Regions from separate parts of the Homo sapiens genome. Here region 1 is linked to region 2. Evidence: chromatin loops called from intact Hi-C (ENCODE). Cell type or tissue: GM12878. All regions are shown on one strand.

The links. A loop is a pair of places that touch in the nucleus more often than their neighbours do. Peaks named below come from ENCODE experiments on the same cell type or tissue, not always from the same donor. Only the 100,000 strongest peaks of a DNase experiment are listed, where the experiment ranks them.
Region 1: a loop joins it to region 2, with 2.3 times the contacts of the local background. A loop is called at or near these places in 12 of 110 quality-filtered maps.

The regions. Positions count from the first base shown.
Region 1 is chr10:103,907,203-103,909,702 of GRCh38, reverse strand. The region is part of intron 3 of STN1 (STN1 subunit of CST complex); the gene reads left to right. Among named protein-coding and RNA genes, the nearest start is that of STN1, 9.7 kb to the left of the region's middle. RefSeq lists a cis regulatory region at 1,280-1,282 and enhancers at 1,210-1,354, 1,406-1,535, 1,399-2,000. In GM12878, no CTCF peak of the experiment used is centred here; a DNase peak (open chromatin) is centred at 1,262; H3K4me3 peaks cover 557 bases; H3K27ac peaks cover 1,304 bases.
Region 2 is chr10:104,267,765-104,270,264 of GRCh38, reverse strand. GSTO2 (glutathione S-transferase omega 2) reads right to left here and starts at 1,081. Exons shown (of 7, transcript NM_183239.2): 1 at 996-1,081. It overlaps MIR4482 (microRNA 4482), which reads left to right and starts at 1,860; the gene lies at 1,860-1,929. It overlaps LOC124902497 (a long non-coding RNA gene), which reads left to right and starts at 1,348. Exons shown (of 2, transcript XR_007062284.1): 1 at 1,348-1,712. RefSeq lists enhancers at 1,202-1,541, 1,592-1,761, 1,772-1,831. In GM12878, no CTCF peak of the experiment used is centred here; a DNase peak (open chromatin) is centred at 1,224; H3K4me3 peaks cover 2,063 bases; H3K27ac peaks cover 1,859 bases.

The DNA of each region.
Region 1 (2,500 bases), 360 kb after region 2:
ATTGGCAGTCCCTGCATGATTGATAATTTGTAGATACAATATTATTGCATTTCTTTACATGTATTCATTTTCCTGAAGAGTATTATCTTGTGCTTTTAATAAAATAACATGTGAAAAATAAAAGCTTATTTTTTCTGCTTTTTCTCAGCATATATATATGTACATATATATGTACATATATATACATATATACATATATACATATACACACACACATATATATACATATATACATATATATACATATATACATATATACATATATATACATATATATACATATATACATATATACATATATATACATATATACATATATATACATATATATATATATTTTTTTTTTTTGATTCTGAAAAGGATCATCCTGTCAGAAATTCCCATACTGAATCTCTTCTCTGCTTTATTTTACCAAAGATATTGGTCCTTTTTTTCTCCAGACAACTCAACAAATATTTACTAAGTTCCTACAGTGTATCCAGCTATGGGCAGTACACTGTGGTATATAGTACAGTGCTTCCTCTCCAAATGCCAACAACGAAATAATAGCGTCTTTCAGTTTGTAAAGCACTTTTATATGCATAATTTCATATTATTCTCCCTCTAGTCTTTTGAAACAGAAAGTACAGGTATTATTTCCATTTTGTAGATGAGAAAACTAAGGCTTAGTAACTTACTCAAGATTCCACTGATGGAGATTTGTGGGTCCATTCTGTTTACTGACTCCAGTGTGTTCTGTGGTCTCCATATAACTCAGTTTGATTTTTCTCTCCTCCTCCTTTCTTCCATCCCCCACCCACCAAAAAAAAAAAAATTAACTGCATTTGATTTTTAGTTTTCTGTTTTTCAGATCAAATAAATGAGACTGTTTGAGGACTTTAAAATCCTGGCCCTAGAACCAGGCTAGATATTAAGCCTGTGTCTAAAGGAGCTTCACTTAACCTCTTTTCCCATTATAAAAAGATTAAGGCACTATGATTGCCTCTTCTCCAGTAAGCATTTCCCTCTGAGTGAGTGTCTGAGGAGCATGAAACATCTGTGGGCTTTGGGAAAATAAAAAGCATCTGACTGCTGAAATTATTGAGAGTAGAGAGGCTTTTGCAACTTTAATTCTTGTGGAGAACTGCCCCTCTCCTTGCTGTCCTCAGGCACAATATGGCTTTTGGGCCATCTGCCAGGTGGCCGCTCCCTGCTGTTCTGGGTTCTGCTTCCCCTGACTCACCGCAGGCCTGTGCTGGGGGTGCTTCCTGCTCGCACTGACTCATCCCGCAGCTGAAACAAGGCCAGCGGCCCAGGCGGTACTGTGTAGCTGCTGAGGACATTGTGCAGCACTGCAAGGGTGCCTCCATTCAGGGGCATTCCAGCAGCCAGACCTCTGGGCACCAAGGCACAGGGTCTGCTGGGAGAGGTCACAAACTGGGAAGTCCGGGGGTTGGTGACAGTGCCCAGAGTGCACAGAACACTTGGTAGCAACTCGAGCTTAGACCTAGAATATTGGAAGGCTACAGTCAAGACCAGAATGACCTCGCATTCTCTAGGACAAATGTTCATGTGCTAATTTTTTTTTTTTTTTTGAGATGGAGTCTCGCTCTGTGGCCCACGCTGGAGTGCAGTGGTGTGATCTTGGCTCACTGCAACCCCCGCCTCCCGGGTTCAAGTGATTCTCCTGCCTCAGCCTTCTGAGTAGCTGGGACTACAGGTGCTTACCACCACACCCAGCTAATTTTTGTATTTTTAGTAGAGTTGTAGTTTCACCATGTTGGCCAGGCTGGTCTCGAACTCCTGGCCTCAAGTGATCTGCCCACCTCGGCCTCCCAAAGTGCTGAGATTACAGGCGTGAGCCACTGCTCCTGGCCTGCTAATTTTTTTTTTTTTAACTTTCTATTATACTATAAATCAAGCTTTTCACCTACAGAGAAGTGGTGTGCCTGGAAGTGCCATGCATTTTTTTAACGCAAAATGTCCTTATTCATTTTTTGGATTCTTAAAATGGTATTTACTCATTATAAAATAAAATTTCAAACTAGAGATAATTTTAATGAAGTATATAAAAATCATATGAAACACTATAAATCAGGCAAAACAATGTCAGTGTTTGGGTGAACATCCTTCCTCATTCTAAACATGTTCCCAGTATCAAAGAAATATAGAAATGCCTATTTCCTTAGTACTATTATGCATATTTATTTCTCAGTGTTTCTGAAATTAGGCTTACAGTCAACGTATACATTGAATGTGGGGTTCCTTCCCCACACTCCAAGAGAAACTGCTCTTAGTATTTAAAGTCTTAAAATCATTTCTGTCAAAATACACTGTTTAATGTTGCACATAAATTGGATTATATATTTCTATTTTACAATGAGCCATGTATATCTTTTTATTCTCATATACTACGTCATTGTAATTTTTTTAACCAATTCCATATTTATAAACATTTAGGTATTTCCAAGTGTCAGTATTATAAAGAATACTACAGTGAACAGCCTTACATAGATGTATG
Region 2 (2,500 bases):
GAGGCGGGCGGATCACGAGGTCAAGAGATCGAGACCATCCTGGCTAACACGGTGAAACCCCGTCTCTACTAAAAATACAAAAAATTAGCCGGGCGCGGTGGCGGGCGCCTGTAGTCCCAGCTACTTGGGAGGCTGAGGCAGGAGAATGGCGTGAACCCGGGAGGCGGAGCTTGCAGTGAGCCGAGATCGCGCCACTGCAGTCCGGCCTGGGCAGAACAGCGAGACTCCGTCTCAAAAAAAAAAAAAAAAGGTAGATACTATCCTCTGTCAGAGCTGTTGGATAAAGAGACTGGAAAAATAGCACATATAAATTCATCTCACGAACGGTCTTACTGTAAGAGTTCAGGCTAGATTCGAATCTCTTCAATATTTATTAGCTGGGTGACCTTGGGCAAATGACAACAACTTTCGGGTGTTCTTATATGTAATTCGTAGCTAATAGTACCAGTACATTATGTGGTTTGCGAAGGTTTCATTCAGAAACTGGATGAGAAATATTGAATGCTTAGCATGTGTCTGATACATAGTAAGTGTTCAACATTAGCTATTATTATTTTATGATTATTTCAATGTAGCAGGGAAGACTTTTCACAGTTTTCACAAAGACAGCACATTCCCAGAAACCAAATTCCCCTGCTTGCCAGTGCCTTAAACACGTAAACACGTGGGACTCGTGGTGTCCCACGCAAGGCTGAGAACTGGTTATCTGGGGTGGTCTCTGCCTGTTTCCAGCCAAATCAGAAAAAATAAGAACACCTTAATTAAAGGTATGCGGTTTAAAGACCTGTTCTTTATTCTTAGGCTGCACTTTGTTGGATGTGAAATTCTTTGATGCAACAGTGGCCAAGGCTAAATAGGATTTCTCGTAAAGTGTTAGGCAAAAGTTAAAGTTGGCAAGCCTACTGTGGGCCCCGAAATTCGTGAAAACCCCAGGAAACAGAATTGACCTCAAACCCCTCTTCCCTTCCAATACAACGCAGGCCGAACGGACCCACCGGTGGCGGTGAGAGAGGTCCCGCGAGAGACCTCCGGGAACTCGGGCAACCGGACCAGGATTGGCGGCGGCAGCAGCAGCAAGGAGGCGGGGCCTAGACGGGGCCTGCCCCTCGCACGTGATCCTACCCGCCAACTAGCCCCGGCGCCCAGAGCATCAGCCAATCCTCAAAGCTTTGGAAGTACCTGCCCAGCAGTGCGGCTGAGCCAATGGGCGGCCTCCTTACAGGCTCCTGGAGATCGGGATTCGCGGGTCCTGCCGGCGCCGGTGGCTGACGAAAGAGGAACCGGTAGTGGTTGGCTGTGGGACCCCGGCACCCGGCTCCGCACCTGAGGGGAAATCCGCTGGAAAGCACTAGGGCCAAGCGGCTCCGGTAGGCGCGCGGCAGCAGAGGTGGTCCGCCGCCGGCAGCCGGGGCTTTGGTGGCCGCTGAAGGTTTGCGGCAGGAGGCCTTTGTGAAGTCAGTCGGCTCCAGGTCGCCCTCCGGATGCGGTCCCCACACCGCCTGCGTCACCTGGGTTGAGGGGCTCATTTGAAATACAGACTTCGCTACCCACCCCAGCCTGCTGAATCGGAAATGCAGCGGTGAGCCATAGGTGATTATTATGCACCCTTAAATTTAAGAATTAGTCATTCGGAGGTTTCTCTCAATGGCGAACTTGAAAATAAGTTCAGGAAACCAGACAATTGGAGCGGACCGACAGCCCTGATTCCAATGGTAAGAGCAGTGCGCTGGGTGTGATCTTTCTGCCAGCACCTTAAGGCCTCACTTAACCTCGGGACCTTAGTTGCATCATCTATAGAATGAAATGATTGCTCTCCGACCTACCTTCTCGTGGTGGTGATGTGATAATAAAAATTGAATAGTGAGCAACCCAGTGGGCTATGGAAATGTGTGGAAGATGGCATTTCTATTTCTCAGTGGGGCTCTTACCTATTACTCATCAACCTTGTAGGCAGAATTGACTGATGCAGCCTACACAGTATTTAATTACATAAATGGGACACCACCTATGTGCCCAACATGGGATTTGATAGGAAGGATTTGAAGGGGTTAGAGACAGGGAGACCAAATAGGAGTCTGCCCAGCCACCCAGCTTTCGGGTAATGTGCGTCTGGTCTTCAGGGCCAACAATAGAGAGAATGTGAAATTAAGTTGATGATGGAAATGAAAGAAGGAGGAATTGAAAGCTTCTCAACTAAGAAACCAGAAGACAAGCAACAAGAGAGCATCTCATGAAATCACACAACAGGGTAACTGAGTGGGTATTTCCTGTGAGCAGTTATAAAGTTAGATTGTGGACGGGTACGGTGGCTCATGCCACTTTGGGAGGCCGAGGCGCGCCGATCACCTGAGGTCGGGAGTTGGAGACCAGCCTGACCAACATGGAGAAACCCCTTCTCTACTGATAATACAAAAAAATTAGCCAGGCGTGGTGACGCATGCCTGTAATCCCAGCTACTCAGGAGGCTGAGGCAGGAGAATCGCTTGAACTCAGGAGGCGG